Regions from separate parts of the Mus musculus genome. Here region 1 is linked to region 2. The links are chromatin loops, found by intact Hi-C in ENCODE. Cell type or tissue: gastrocnemius. All regions are shown on one strand. Each heading gives the region's core, and the rest is flanking DNA. Links, peaks and the distances in the headings are about the cores only.

The links. A loop is a pair of places that touch in the nucleus more often than their neighbours do. Peaks named below come from ENCODE experiments on the same cell type or tissue, not always from the same donor. Only the 100,000 strongest peaks of a DNase experiment are listed, where the experiment ranks them.
Region 1: it touches region 2 in a loop (2.5-fold over the local background); 27 of 42 quality-filtered maps call a loop at or near these places.

Annotation. Positions count from the first base shown.
Region 1 is chr13:67,633,496-67,641,834 of GRCm38, reverse strand. It overlaps Zfp729a (zinc finger protein 729a), which reads left to right and starts at 4,054. Exons shown (of 4, transcript NM_183146.4): 1 at 4,054-4,188. The coding sequence starts at 4,153. In gastrocnemius, for the core only: a CTCF peak has its summit at 4,471; DNase peaks (open chromatin) are centred at 3,990 and 4,377; H3K4me3 peaks cover 1,631 bases; H3K27ac peaks cover 1,350 bases.
Region 2 is chr13:67,678,376-67,686,714 of GRCm38, reverse strand. It overlaps Zfp738 (zinc finger protein 738), which reads left to right and starts at 3,203. Exons shown (of 4, transcript NM_001001187.3): 1 at 3,203-3,312. The coding sequence starts at 3,277. In gastrocnemius, for the core only: no CTCF peak of the experiment used is centred there; DNase peaks (open chromatin) are centred at 3,150 and 3,412; H3K4me3 peaks cover 1,730 bases; H3K27ac peaks cover 1,507 bases.

The sequences.
Region 1 (8,339 bases), core at 162-8,161, 45 kb after region 2:
TTATAGAAAAGGAGTGGGGCTGGGGGAGGAATTGGCGCGGTTTCACATGATTGGTCCATTTAAACATCAGCAGCCTGTAACATTTAACTTAGGTCAGAGGGGTGGGAGCTAGGGAGGCGATGGGCTTGCCCGGGCATGTCCTGGTCTGTTCTGCTATGTTCTCAGCCCCAGGTTTCAAAGCTCAGAAACAACTCTTTGGGCTATTTAACATACATTACATGAATTACAGTTTTATTTCCTTTCAGATGCAACAAATTGACAGGAACCAAACATAAGATTATTAAGGAAAGAGCAGAGAGTGTAAGAGAGACAGGAGGACGGACTGATTGATAAACACATAGGAAATAGGAAGAGGGACATTATTTTTGGAGGAGGTTGTTTAAAAAGGCATGAGAGAAAGAGGATTCCTTCTGAGATAAATCAGCTGAGAAAGAATGTCAGCAAGGTGCTTTCTCTGCCTCGCTGAGATATCAGGCTTTCGCCCTGGCATCTGACTCCCAAGTGTTCATTGGTAAAATCAAACAATTGAGATTTTGTTAAAACAACAATTAGCTAAGGCCCACAATTGGATTGGATGTAAGAGGTGGGGATTTATTTCAAATTTTACAAGGTGATGCAAACTTAAGTACTCCATGAAAATTATCTGCTGAATCTAAAAAATAATTGACTCTGGTAGAAAAGAGATATAGGATGACTGCTTGAATCCCAAACTAGATTGTGTTATTTTTGGCTTCTTTCATTCCCTCACAGGAATTCTCATATATAGAAAAGATAATATATTAGAATAGATATTTCAAACACATAAACAGAGCAAAAAGTTACAAACATATACAGAAAATTTTTTAATTTGATTATGAGAGGGAGAATAACACTTCATCAATTACCAAGAATAAACCCATCATAGATTGCAGTGCCTTACACTAATGCTGAAGTTATCACATTATAGGTAATCAATAAGGATTGGCAAGGAACTTGCAATAATTTTGGGGGGGAAGAAATTAACAAAAAAAACCCCACAAAAGCAAAAACAACAACAAACCACACACACACACACACAGACTAATTGGATTCTTCCTCAGTTATTGAGATGAACAATATTTTCGAAAGCTCCTACCTTTTACACAGATGGCAATAAATCAGGAGAAGCAGGTTATAAATCAGAAAACATAAGTAACATAATTCAGAGTCAGAAGTCAAATCAGAACTCTCATGTTTATATCAGATTTTTCTAAACCTCTTAATATAGTTCTCAATATGCAGAGAAACTTCTTTTGCATATAAAAACTTATTTCAGATGATTCTGAATAAAGACTGTTATTTAGACAATGGTAACTAATTGTCTTAGTCAGGGTTTCTATTCCTGCACAAACATCTTGACCAAGAAACAAGTTGGGGAGGAAAGGGTTTATTCAGTTTACACCTCCACACTTCTGTTCATCACCAAAGGAAGTGAGGACTGGAACTCAAGCAGGCCAAGAAGCAGGAGCTGATGCAGAGGCCATGGAGGGATGTTTCTTATTGGCTTGCCTCCACTGGCTTGCTCAGCTTTCTTTCTTTCTTTCTTTTCTTTTTTTTTCTGATAAGAGTCTTTAATATTCCCTCTGAAATTTCACAAGCCAGGCCTCCATCTTCTGCACTCTTCTTAACATTATTTTCCAAGCTCCTATAGAACATACCACAGAGCACTTAACACAAAATGGATCTTCTAGCGAAAAGTTCCAAAATCTTTCCACAGTCCTCCCCAAAACATAGTCAGGTTGTCAAATGAATACCCCATTCCTAGTACCAAATTATCTTAGTCATGGTTTCTATCCCTGCACAAACATCATGACCAAGAAGCAAGTTGGGGAGGAAAGGGTTTATTAGCCTTGCTTCTGAAAGGTTTCACAAATCTGGTAATGAATTACATGGCCATCGGACTGGTTGATTTTGTGTCAAATTGACACAAGCTAGAGTTATCACAGTCTATATCTTTTTATTGAAAACATAATCTTGTCTATTTCCTGAGGAACTGATTCTAATCTTTAGTGGTTTGATTATTGTATAACAAGGAGACACTGATAGTTTGAATATGCTTGGTCCATGGGAAGTTGTACTGTTAGGAGGTATGGCCTGATTTGAGGTATAGTCTTTCTACAGGAAGCATGTCAGGAGGTGTTGTTTGGATAACTCATATATGTGGTTGAGTCTGGCCAGTGTGACCCAGAGCCTCTTCCTTGCTGTATGCAGAAGACAGACCCCCTTCTGCTGCCTGCAGATAAAAATGTAGACCTCTCATTTCTGCCTAAACCTTACCATGCTTTCTACCATGATGATATTGAACTGACTCTCTGAAAATGTAAGCCAGTTCCAATTAAATGTTTTCTTTCATAAGGGCTTATCCCTAACTAGCTTACAAGTAAAAGAGGTTCAGACTCGAGGTTATTTCATCTGGCTTTGACAAGTACTGGGGTTCAACCCCTAATTTACTCTTCCTCTAACTGCTTTCTTGGCTACCTTCCCAGTGGTGTACTTCAGATACTTAATGTTTCTCCCAGCCATGTACACCCCCCCCCCATGGCAGCTCATCCTCTTCACCCATTCTTCCTCCTTTTCCTGGCCTCTTTTCCTTCTCTCTCTTCTCCACCCCATACCACCTAACTCAAAAGCCACCTACTTCTAGTCCTTCCAGTAATAGGCTGTACCAAATTTGATTTAACTAATAGTTTTCAATCAAGGAACAAGGTTTGCACAACAGAACCTTTTAAATGTGAGAGGTCCATGGTAAGCTTAGACCTTCAGATATAAAATTTAGTATTACAATACATAGCAACATACCAAACCTCAACACATACACATATTGGAAAACTAACTATGCTCAGAAATGTTAAGTCCTTCTGGTTGTTGGCAATGCCCTTCACTACAGCCATCAGGGGGATGACAGACCACTCATGACCTCATTCTAAACAGACATGCCAATCAAATGTCCAGGTGAATGTACTGCTTGTTGACTCTAGTTTTTCTAAGTTAAGGAATCTGTTCTGATCCCTAGGCAAACACACTCCCTAGAGAAGAAAAATTGGAATGGGATTTTGCACAGTCTCTGCTCTGAAACAGCTTGGCTTTGAATTATTGTGCCTCAGGGAAGTATGAAGACTTTTCTGTAATGCCATTTGTAGCTTTAACTCAAGCATGAACTACACAGGAATAAACCTTCCCACGAAAAGATGGGAATTCTCCATACTCCAAGTTTCCAGTCTAACTTCTTTAATACATCGACCTCATTTTACAGTGATATGAACATATTTCTGATACCTTTGAATTCCAGGAGGAACTATCTCGGTGTTCTGTTTAGGAGAAGTGAGGGAAGTGCAAGGCAGCTACCAGTAATGTTCAAGTATTATCAAATGTGAATGATGACAGGATCAGTGGAGACAGGAAAATCAATAAGGAACATCAAACCAAACACAGAGGGAAATTGAAGAGCCAGTACACACACCATTGTGATCCAAGGAGCTCTGCCCCTCCTCTTGGGAGAGATTCAGAGGAGGAAAGCAAGTGCTCAGAAAACACTTCGTGGTGACTCAGTTTGATTTCTAATTCTGTCTTCAGCACCTGGGATGGTTTTGATAGCATATTAAAGAGATAATGCCCACTCCTACATTAACTTCCTGCTTTCATATTTTAAATAAACAATGAAAGCATGAATTTTCCATTCGGTAGTAATATTCCATAAGTAAATCTGTGCTTTAAAAAACCAAGGGGAAAAAAAAAAAAGAAAGAAAGATCGAAGCTTTAATCTCACAATGTTTTAGCAGAGATAACAAGGAAATGTGATAAACATTACTGTGAAACTCAGCTCACAGGCTAACATCGCTTGCTGTAACCAAAGACTTTTTTAAAAGCCCACTTTCCCTGTGGCTGCCCATGTGCTGCAGCTTAGTTCTTTCCAACTTCAGCTGCCCACAGCTGGACCGCAAGGCAGGCAATGCACAAGACATCTTAGGTGGGGTCCCTGTAAGTCCTTCCAACTGACTTGTGGGAAGTGTAGTCCTGGTTCCTGTTTCGTCATTAGAAAGGGCCATCGGACTCGAACTTCCTTATTCTTCCTTCAAACTTCACTCCTCAAATGTATGCAGTTGTCCTGCTCAGCGCTGCATCTGGATTTCTGAGATGGAGTTCGGTGCAGGGACCAGCGCCTTCTTTCAGGTCTGAGGGGCTGTGCAGGGTGGCAGGTAGGGCACGGAGGGAGCTGGCTCGGGCTTGTTGAGAGGCAGGAAGCTGCTGACCTGGAGATGCTGTGCTGACCTAAGCTGGGCCGCTGCGCCTGGGCACGGGTTTGAAGGGGAGAAGGTTGAAAACAACAGGATGGCAAGGGCAGGCTGGGTCTGCTGACTGCCTGTTCCCGAGATGCTGACGGGAGCGCACTCATCATTACCTAGCTGACCCGTTCTCACGTGACTGTAGTCAGATTCTCAGGGCATACAGAGCACTTGGACTTGTAGCGCCCTCTGTATGTTATGTCCTGGAGACTACTCCTGGTTTGAGCTCAAACAGCTTCCTAAAGTTCCTAGTGTCCAAGGAGCAAGAATCCTGTGAGGGAGGGCAAACTGTTGTGTGGGATGTTAGTTCCTGTTCCTTTGGAATGAATTGTTAGACTCACGGATGCCCTGATTCAAATCACATTTTCTGATAGACACCTTTGTGACCTGAATGCGACAATACATGGCTATAAAACCACAAAATAATCTTGTAGTTGGTATGAACCAGTGTTTGCACAATCCAAATAAATAGGATTTTACACTAAAGATTAAAAATCACTAGACAATAATACCTCAACAGTTCTGAGTATGTGTTGTGTCCAAAATTTTGACTCCTTTTCAGATGTGAGAGACGACTTGGGGTGATGAGAGATCACAGGGTGGCACTGGAAAGTCTGAAAGGGAAGGGGGAAATGCCTCTGCTCATCTGCCAGGCTCTGTGCATTGCTTTCTAATCTGCCAGACTCTGTACATTGTTGTCTCTTCACGTGCTTTTCTTCCTAGAGTTCACGTTATCAGCAGTGTCTGAACTCTTTTAAATTTTCTTTTGTCCCTCAATGTGACATTCAGGTTTAGTGACACACCCTTAATAGTTTTAGAAAGAATTCTCCAATTTTTTCAACTGTATTTGAAAAGCTGTAAGATAGGGAAGGAGAGATGGCTTATTGGTTAAGAGCATGCCTATTCTTCCAAAGGTCCTGAGTTTAATTCCAGCAACCACTTGTTGGCTCCCAACCGTCTATTATTGGATCTGATGTTCTCTTCTGGTATGTCAGCAAAAGAATGCTCATATAAATAAATAAATAAATATTTTGAAAAGTTGTAATATAAATTTCAAAAGCCGTGGCACTCTTGGGGTCTTATGATTTACACATAGTAGGTTTATGTTCATGTAAAAATGCACAGTTCTCCTCTTAAAGGGCTAAGAGAATTGTTTAGTCCACAGCTATTTGAGTAGCCATGATCTAAGAACATAGATTTAGTTTAAACCAAATTCCATACTCCAACATGGAACCAGTTTCATGGTTGTACAGAACAAATAATGTCATTGACCAAGGAAAATTTGAAATACATTGGTGTGAGTCTGATAGAGGCATGCACTATGAGACATTGGAGATATTTTCAATGTCTAAGATACCATCTGATGAGATTTTAGCTTTTGGATTGATAGAAGCTCATGTTCTGCCTAGTCAGTGGATTCTGGGAGGTTTTTATCTATTGTCACAAGCTGTGTGGCCGACTACAGAGTGAGGCAAGGACTGACCCTGAAGGTAAAACCAGCCCAAGGTAAGACAGCTAACCCTAAACCTGCAGAATTCCAGGCTCTGCCTCTCAGTGAACTTCCACGTGGGCCATCAGACTCTGCACCCACAGACTCCTTACAAGAGTTTTGCATTCACAGAATACACACAGGTTTTTTTGTCTGTTTGGTTTTTTGTTTTTGTTTTTTGTTTTCAGGATTTCTCCTCCACAGCCCCTCCCCTATCTCAGGGGATCTTGCTTATATTATCACTCTTCAGTCAAACCAAGTGTTTGTGAGCCAGAGCTGGAGCCTGACTTACAGCATTCAAGTCTACTGTCAGGAAGCATGGGCTTCAGACCACCTTGTCCTAGCTACTGGAATTTTCAATGAGTTTGCAACCACATCTAGAATAAATAAACATTTCCTAGTTAATGATGCTAATCGGTAGGGAAAATATAACAGTATATGAAGTCGGGAATCACATGCTACCTTGTACACCAAAACACATTCATTACAACATAGAGAGGGTACAGCAGGGTGCTCATATATAAACTTACAGACACCAAATAGTCGTATATTTTCTATTAATCAGCCCTATGATAGACAAGTGAGCTAAAGCCTATTGTGTCATTCATCTCTGTGTTTTGGGGGAGGAATCAGGAATCCTGGAGTTCAAAGTCATCCTTTCCTTCATAGCCAACTCAGGGGAGCCTAAGCTACTTGAGACCCCTTGATTTAAAAGACTTTTAAAGCATACTGTATTGGGTGTAGTAATTACTTCTGTTGCTCTCAGTTCTGAGCACCAGTGACCTAACTAGAATCCATCCACTTGATATCTTCCTAATCCTAAAACCTTACCAATCTAGTATTTTGCTAGCATCCTTTTGTTAATGACTTGTGTTGAAGATCAGGATCTTGCTTACATTTACTGTGCAAGCAGTTAGGGTGGGGGGCATTCTCTCTGCCTTGCTTGACTAGCAGGGAATGTTAGCCTTTCTTTGTACTCTGACTATTCTCTATTATTTTCTGTCCTGACCCCATGGGCTGTCTGACTTTACCTGAAAGTTTTCAGAACATCTGACTCTGCCAATGGAAAATGACAACTGCATCTACCACTGTCTGTCACATGTGGTATCACCGCCATCCAGGCAGTAATCTGTCAAGGTGGGTTTCCTTCCTCTTCCTCAGGGAGGAGTCCAGTCTCCTATGCTTGCAGTCCTGCCCTTTTCCTCGAGGCTCTTTTCATTTCATTCTAATACTGTGAGCGATGGTATGAATAATCGACTCACTCATTTTAACAGACTCAGGCAGCAACCTTGTTATGTTAGACAGGTCGTTCTGGGAAACTCTGAAGGGTCCTGTGTTGGGTGATGTCATTCAGTTTCTGGTCTGGGCTGTGTGCATGTCAAGTGGCCATGAAAAGAATGCAGAAACCTCATTTGTACTGATTTTGATGGGCATCAAAAGAAGAAAGGAATACACCCGAGAAGCACAGGTTGATGTCATTTTCTGCCTTTAAAATATGTCTGTCAGTGAGTTCAAGGACACTTTTCTTTCTTCTTTCTTGTCCATTCATTTGTGTATTTAGCTACTTTTCATCCCAATCACAGCCCCCCCGCCCAGTCTTCTCCCAGGACCCCCTCCCATTGCCCCTCTCCCCATGCACCACTTCCTTCCTCCCCGACCAACCCCTACTGGCACATGTAGTCACTGGAGGAGTAGACACATACCTTTCCAATGAAGCTAGGTGAGGCAGCCCAGATCGCGACTCAGGCTCCACTGTCAGGAAACAGGGTCAGGGATAACCTCCACTTCAGGCTTTGGGAGATCCATATGAAGGCCAAGCGGCCTTTGTGCTACATATGTGTGGAGGTGAGCTGTGGGTCTAGTCCATGTATGCTCTGTGCTTGGTGGTTCCCTCTCTGGAAACCCACAAGGGTCCAGGTTAGTAGTTGACTCCGTTGGTCTTTTGTGGAGTCCCTACCCTCTCCCAATCCCACAATCCTTTCCCCAACTCTTCTACAATATTCCCTCAGCTCTGGCTAATAATGTTTGACTGTAGGTCTCTGCATCTGTTTCAGAGAGTCGCTGGATGGGTCCTCTCAGACGACAGTTAAACCAGGCTTGTCTGCAAGCCTAACAGAGTATCAGTGAAAGTTCTTATCCATGGAAACTGTCCACGTTGGGCCCATCATTAGTTGGCTATTTCCTCAGTCTCTTTTCCATCTTTGTCCATGCACTTTTTGTAGGCAGGACACATTTTGAGCTGAAGGTTTGGCATCCTCATCTCTCCCCTGGGAGTACTGCCTGGCTACAGGAGGTAACCATTTTAGGTTGCATCTTCCCTAATGTTAGGAGTCTCAACTAGTGTCACCCCTATAGGCTCACAGGAGCCTCTCCCATCCCAGATCTCCAGCATATCACATAAATGATCCCCTTCCTCAACCTGGCCCACCACCAAATTTTACTCATTCTTTTGGCCCCTCTCTCCCAGGCTTTCCCTACACCTGATCCTTCATCCCCATATCCTTCCCAATCCCCTTCCTCTCCATCTACTTCTGATGACTAATTCCATT
Region 2 (8,339 bases), core at 15-8,014:
GGCAGGAATCGGCCCCCTTCCCCTGCTTTATAATTGCATGCGGAACAGTAAAATTGAGCTTTGATCAGAATAACTGTCTTAGCTGCATTTCTTTATCTCGCCACCTAGCCCCTCTTCTCTTCCAGGTTTCCAAAATGCCTTTCCAGGCTAGAACCCAGGTTGTGGTCTGCTGGCTGGACACAACATTTGGCGAACCAACGCGGGACTGAGAAACGGCAAAGGATTTTTGGAAGAGACACTGCTGGTTCGGAGCTCCATGAAATAATTAAAGGATAAAGGAAATTCATACCGGAGAAGGTATGGGCTAAGCTGAGACAGCGTTAAACCCGAGCGCTGGTTCACTTAGGTTCAGCAGTGAAGCTTAAGAGGAGCTGGGTAACAGGCGGTAGGCCGTGGCTCTCCGAAGCTACATTAGGCGTGAGAAAAGAAAGGGTTTATTAAAAGGAAATTAATAATCAGGCGGATTGCCGCAGTTAATAAAAACTGCATCATGAGGGAGGAAAATGTTCCAAAAAGCAGAGAGAAATTTCTCTCTGGGCCTTATAGCAGGAGTACTCTGTTCCCTTTTGTGTCTTGTCTAATGTCTGGTGCACCAATCTGTTCTCGTGTTCAATTCATGTATGTTCGTGTCCAGTCTGTATGAATGAATGTTCTATGTTTTATGTTGGATAATAAAGATGGTATAAAAAACTTTATCTGCAAAGCCGAGAGCTGCCACGTGTTTCAGCCAGGAATCAGACACGTGGCAGGAGGGCCCCTGCTGGAAAAACTGTTCGTTTTAGGAAATAAGGGCGAGTGCACAGCCTCTTAGTTTCGGAGTAAAAAAGCTGATAAATGGTTTCTGACTAATGTGTTTGAGAATGGTAAAGTGCCTTTTATTCTATGATTGTAGCTAGAAAAATTAATATTCTCTGATTGGTCTAAATGTAACTGCTTCATTTGGTTCTTTTTTATTGATAATGTGCTCTGCATGTTTTCACATCCAGCTCATAAGTTGTTGGTTAAGATTAATAATTGTTACATTGCTATAGATGGTTAGTGTTAAATTTGATAACTCAAGTTTAGAGTCCTTCCGACACGTGGCATAAAGCAGGCCAAGAGGCTGGGTTTCTAAAGATATTTCTAGTTTAGATAATAATTAATGTGGTTCCTATCCTAAATAGTAAAATTTAAGATAAGATCTAAAACAATGCCTCTTTATTAAAGCAGTAAAGCTTGCTTTAATAGGTATTCATAAGTATTAATTGGCATCCAAACTTCGTAATGGGATAGTAATGCTTCTAATATTGATTTTAAAGATGATAAATTGTTTTAAACTTGGGTTTTGCTTTCCCAAGGTTGTAGGTATTATCCTAACCTTGCACAAGAAACTTAAAAATTATGGTTAAAACTGCCAGAGTTCCACTGACTTCAGCCTGCAGTTTCATTGCAAATTTAAGATTTTCTACTCACCCATATATTGTTAATTAAGATTATTACAAGAGTAATCATCTTTTGAAAGCACTAATACAGCTCACTTCATACAAAACTGTGACAGAGTTATCTAGTTATGTTTGTCTTTGTGAATAGATTAGACAATCACTTTGGCTATAGTTGCTGCCTGGCAGGAAACTGCAGTACGGGCAATTTTTTCACAACACTAAAGTTGTGAAGAACATTTTAACTGTAAGTCATCTTAAGAAAGAGTATCAAACTTTAGAGGCGTAGACGGTTACATTGTTCCTCTAGAATTGGTCCTTATTACAGGAGGGCCAAGATGCTCAGATTAAAAAAAGTATTTTACCTTTGAGTCAATGCAGGGCTCTGGGCAGCCCCAGAGCGGCTTGTGGCCTTCTTGTGTTTTGCAAACAGTGCCTGAGAAAGTTTTTCCCTGTGTCCAAGAAAATTTCTTTTTAACAGTGTTGCAGATCTATTCAGATGTTTAAAATAATGCTTAAATTCAAAGAGTTTTGCTTCAGGTGAACTGTAATCACTAGAAAATTTTGCCTCTAGGTATGGCTAATGTAACTTTACCTTATGTAAGAAAAATTTTTATTGTTTCTGCTTCTATACTTGAAGCCAAGAGTTTTAATCTTTCAGTGTATATTGTTTCCTAAGTGGAAAGTATTTTATTAACTAATGCTTCTTAAAGGAAGTTTACCTTAAATCCTTGCTCTCACCCAAAGGATTCAGAGACAATCCTTTTATTACTTAGGGATTTCGCACAGTCTCTGCTCTGAAACAGCTTGCTTTTGAATTATTGTGCCTCAGGGAAGTATGAAATCTTTTCTGTAATGCCATTTGTAGCTTTAACTCAAGCATGAACTACACAGGAATAAACCTTCCCACGAAAAGATGGGAATTCTCAATACTCCAAGTTTCCAGTCTAACTTCTTTAATACATCGACCTCGTTTTACAGTGATATGAACATATTTCTGATACCTTTATATTCCAGGAGGAACGATCTCAGTGTTCTGCTTAGGAGAAGTGAGGGAAGTACAAGGCAGCTACCAGTAATGTTCAAGTATTATCAAATGTGAATGATGACAGGATCAGTGGAGACAGGAAAATCAATAAAGAACATCAAACCAAACACAGAGGGAAATTGAAGAGCCAGTACACACACCATTGTGATCCTAGGAGCTGTGCCCCTCCTCTTGGGAGAGATTCAGAGGAGGAAAGCAAGTGCTCAGAAAATACTTGGTGGTGACTCACTTTGATTTCTAATTCTGTCTTAAGTACCTGGGATGGTTTCGATAACATCTTAAAGAGATAATGCCCACTCTTACATTATCTTCCTTTTTCATATTTTAAGTAAACCATGAAAGCATTAATTTTCCACTCCGTAGTAAGATGCTAATAAGTAGAGATGTGCTTTTTAAAAAACCAAAAACAACAATAACAACAAAAAAGATCCGAGCTTTAAACTCACAATGTTTTAGAAGAGATAACAAGGAAATGCGATAAACATTACTGTGAAACTCAGCTCACAGGCTAACATCGCGTGCTGTGACCAAAGACTTTTTTTAAAGCCCAATTTCCCTGTGGCTGCCCACATGCTGCAGCCTGTTTTTTTCTAACTTCAGCTGCCCAGAGCTGGGCTGCAAGGCAGGCAATGCACAAGACCTCTTCTGTGGGTCCCTGTAAGTCCTTCCAACTGACTTGTGGGAAGTGTAGTCCCGTCCCTTGTGAGGTCATCAGAAAGGGCCCTCGGAATCGAGCTTCCTTAGTCTTTCTTCAAACTTCACTCCTCAAATGTATGCAGTTGTCCTCAGCACTACATCTGGATTTCTGACATGGAGGTTGGTGCAGGGAGCAGCGCCATCTTTCAGGTCTGAGGGGCTGTGCAGGGTGGCAGGTAGGGCACGGAGGGAGCTGGCTCGGGCTTATTGAGAGGCAAGAAGCTGCTGACCTGGAGATGCTGTGCTGACCTAGGCTGGGCCGCTGCGCCTGGGCACGGGTTTGAAGGGGAAAAGACTGAAAACAACAGGATGGCAAGGGCAGGCTGGGTCAGCTGCCTGCCTGTTCCTGAGATGCTGACAAGAGCGCACTCATCATTACCTAGCTGGCCCGTTCTCACGTGACTGTAGTCAGATTCTCAGGACATACAGAGCACTTGACATGTAGCACCCTCTATACGTTATGTCTTGGACACCACTCCTGGTTTGTGCTCAAACAGCTTCCTAAAGTTCCTAGTGTCCAAGGAGCAAGAATCCTGTGAGGGAGGGCAAACTGTTGTGTGGGATGTTAGTTCCTGTTCCTTTGGAACGAATTGTTAGACTCACGGATGCCCTGATTCAAATAAGATTTTCTAATAGACACCTTTGTGACCTGAATGCGACAATACATGGATATAAAACCACAAAATAATCTTGTAGTTGGTATGAACCAGTGTTTGCACAATCCAAATAAATAGGATTTTACACTAAAGATTAAAAATCACTAGACAATAATACCTCAACAATTCTGAGTATGTGTTGTGTCCAAAATTTTGACTCCTTTTCAGATGTGAGAGACTTGACTTGGTGTGATGAGAAATGGCAGGGGGGGCTAGAAAGTCTGAAAGGGAAGGGGGAAATGGCTCTGCTCATCTTCCAGGCTCTGTACATTGCACTCTAATCTGCAAGGATCTGTACATTGCTCTCTAATCTGCCAGAGTCTGTACATTGTTGTCTCTTCACTTGCTTTTCTTCTTTGTGTTCATGTTATCAGCATTGTCTGAACTCTCTTAAATTTTCCTTTATCCCTTAATGTGACATTCATGTTTACTGACACACCCTTCTTAATAGTTTTAGAAAAAATTCTCCCAAGTTTTTCAACTGTATTTGAAAAGCTGTAAGATAGAACTGGAGAGATGGCTCAGTGGTTAAGATATCTGGCTGTTCTTCCAAAGGTCCTGAGTTTAATTCCCAGCAACCACTTGGTGGCTCCCGACTATCTATAATTGGATCTGATGTTCTCTTCTGGTGTGTCAGCAAAAGAATGCTCAAAGAAAGAAAAGAAAGAAAGAAAGAAAGAAAGAAAGAAAGAAAGAAAGAAAGAAAGAAAGAAAGAAAAATACTTTCGGTCTTATGGTTTACACATAGTATGTTTATGATCATTCAAAAATGCACAGTTCTCCTCTTGAAAGGTTAAGAGAATAGTTTAGTACAGAGCAATTTGAGTAGCCATGATCTGAGGACATAGATTTAGTTTAAACCAAATTCCATACTCTAACATGGAATCAGTTTCATGATTGTACACTCAGGAAGAGTGAGAATCAAGCATCCTCCATTGGGCCCTCCTTTTTATTTAGTGTGTCTGGGTCTGTTGATTGTATCATGGATATCTTCGTAGCTAATATCCACTTATAAGTGAGTATATATTATGCATATCCTTTTGGTTCTGGGCTAAGTCACTCAGGAAGATGAAGTGCAAGTTTCTAGTTTCTTTAAATTCAGTTGTGTCACGTAATGTTTTGCTGGAAGCTGTCTCGTCAGAGGGCATGTGATGTTTTGCTGAGAGCAGATGCTTGAGAACGTGGGTGATATTTAGAAAGAAGATAAATAGCACCCCACAGACAATGAGAGGATGCTTCTGCATTGATAGGACCTGCAAAGCTCTGCTGGTCTTCACTACATAGAGAGAAATGCACCAAAGAACTTCTGTGGGATTTTGGCTGCTTCTACTGATTCATATGAATTCAGTGGTTCCTTGTGCTTTCTGTTGGATCTTGCTATGTGTCCTGATTCATGCTTGATGTTTTGTAATTGGACTGGACTGCTGTCTTAGTCGGGGTTTGTATTCCTGCACAAACATCATGACCAAGAAGCAAGTTGGGGAGGAAGAGGTTTATTTGGCTTACACTTCCATAGTGCTGTTCATCACCAAGGAAGTCAGGACTGAAACTTAAGCAGGTCAGGGAGCAGGAGCTGATGCAGAGACCATGGGAGGATGTTCCTTACTGGCTTACTTCCCCTGGCTTGCTCAGCCTGCTCTCTTATAAAACCAAGATTACCAGCCCAGAGATGGTCCCACCCACAAGGGGCCTTTCCCCCTTGATCACTAATTGAGAAAATGCCTTACAGTTGGATCTCATGGAGGCATTTCCTCAACTGAAGCTCCTTTTTCTGTGATAACTCCAGCTGTGTCAAGTTGACACAAAACTAGCCAGTACAATTGACCCCTTGTCAACTTGACACACAAACACATCACTAGTAAACCTCAACCCTTAGTTTCTTATTCATCCCCAAGTTTAAAACATTAAAAGTCAATCGCTTTAAAATGTCCAATATCTTTTATAAGCCAAAGTCTTTTTACAATTAAAATTCTCTTAACTGTGGGCTCCACTAAAATAGTTTCTTCCTTCAAGACTGAAAATAACAGGGCACAGTCACAATCAAAAGCAAAAATCAATCTCCAACCATCCAATGTCTGGGATCCAACTCACGATCTTCTGGGATCCTCCAAGGGTTTGGGTCACTTCTCCAGCTATGCCCGTTGTAGCACACGCGTTGTCCTCTAGGCTCCAGATGCCTGTACTCCACTGCTGCTGTTCTTGGTGGTCATCTCATGGTACTGGCATCTCCAAAACACTGCATGACCTCTTCAATGGTGGGCCGACAATTGCAACTGTGGCTGCACCTTCACCAATGGACTTCCATGGCCTCTCACAGTGCCGAGCCTCAGCTGCTCTGCGTGACCCCTTCATGCCTTTAAAACCAGTACCACATGGGTGACCCTTACACGTTACCAAGTCCTGCTGCAGCAGGAGTACAACCTTGGCTATCTCTGGAACACAGCCTCTTTGTGCTTTGAGAAAACACTTCCCAGATGATGTTTCCTCAATGATGCTGGTCTCTTCTTAATCACCACTAATTTCTTAGCTCCAGCTAACCAGCATCAGTAGTCCCAGTAATGCAAAGTTTTTGCTTTGGTAGTTCTGGTATCTTGTTAATCACAGCTGATTCTTCAACCCCAACTAACCAGAAGTACAGAATATCCACAATCAAAATAGCAATGGCCCTGAACAGGGTCTTTAATTTTCCCTCTGAAATTTCACAAGCCAGGCCTCCATCTTCTGCACAGTTCTCAACATTATCTTCCAAGCTCCTACACAACATCTGACAGCTCTTAACAATGAATGGATCTTCAAGCCCAAATTTCCAAAGTCCTTCCACAGTTGTTCCCAAAACACGGTTAGGTTGTCACAGGAATACCCCACTATGCTGGTACCAATTTGACTTTGTCAGGGTTTCTATTCCTGTACAAAACATCATGACCAAGAAGCAATTTGGGGAGGAAGGGGTTTATTCGGCTTACACTTCCATACTGCTGTTCATCACCAAGGACGTCAGGACTGGAACTCAAGCAGGTCAGGAAGCAGGAGCTGATGCAGAGGCCATAGAGGGTTGTTCCTTACTGGCTTGCTTCCCCTGGCTTGCTCAGCCTGCTCTCTTATAGAACCAAGATTACCAGCCTAGAGATGGTCCCCCATAAGGGGCTTGATCACTAATTGAGAAAATGCCTTACAGTTGGATCTCATGGAGGCATTTCCTCAATTGAAGCTCCTTTTTCTGTGATGACTCCAGCTGTGTTAAGTTGACACATAACTATCTCGAGTACAATTGCTGATATCCTGACAACAAATATTGGAACTACCCCAAGGAACTACTTCTAAATAGGGCCATAACCCCTGTTTTCTATTTATCTTTTTTGTCCCCAACCACTGGTATGTGGGCTAGAAAGAAGGTTGAAACATTTGAGAACTCTACTTAAAGTAAGTTTTGAAAAAAGTCTACGTTTTCTAGTTCCATCAATTTGCCTGTAATCTTCATGATATCCTTGTTTTTAATAGCTGAGTAATAGTCTGCTGTGTAAATGAATAACAATTTCTTTATCCATTGTCCCTTAGGGATATCTGTGTTGTTTCCAGTTTCTGGCTGATATGAATAAAGCTGCTACAAATATAGTTGAGCAAGTGTCCTTGTGGTATGGTAGGACATCTTTTGGGTATATGCCCAAGAGTGATCTCTCTGAGACTTGAGGAAGAGCTATCCCCATTATTCTGAGAAACCTCCACATTGATTTCCATAGTGATTATATAACTTAGCATTCCCACCAGCAAGCAAGGAGTGTTTCCATTGCCCTACCTATATCCTTGCCTGCATGTGCTGTGGGTGTAAGGTAGAATCTCAGAGTCACTTTGATTTGCATTTCCCTGATGACCAAAGAAACTTGTTAAAGTGTTTCCCTCTGTTGAGAATTCTCTGCTTAGCTCTGTACCCATTTTTTAACTGGGTTATTGGGTTTGCTGCTGTCCAACTTCTTGAGTTTTTTAATATAATTGCATATCAGCCCACTGTGAGATTTTGGGTTGCTGAAAATCTTCCCATTCTGGAGGCTGTCAATATGACAGTGTCCTTTGCTTTACAGAAGGTTTCCAGTTGCATGAGATCCCACTCATTAATTGTTTATTTTAGTGCCTTAGTTATTAGTGTTCTGTTCAGTAAGTTGTTCCTATACCAATGCATTCAAGGCTACTCCCCACTTCCTCTTCTATTAGACTTAGAGTATTTGTTGGTTTGGTTTTTTACAGTTTTATTTTGTATTTATATGAGTGCACTGCAGCTCTCTTCAGACACACATTAGAAAAGTGCATCAGATCCCATTACAGATCGTTGTGAGCCACTATGTGGTTGCTGGGATTTGAAGTCAGAACGTCTGGAAGAGCAGTCAGAGCACTTAACTGCTGAGCCATCTCTCCAACCTGTGTATCTGGTTTTATGTTGAGGTTTTTTGATCCACTAGGACTTGAGTTTTGTGCAGAGTGATGAATATGAATCTATTTGTGTTCTTCTACATGCAGATATCCAGTTAG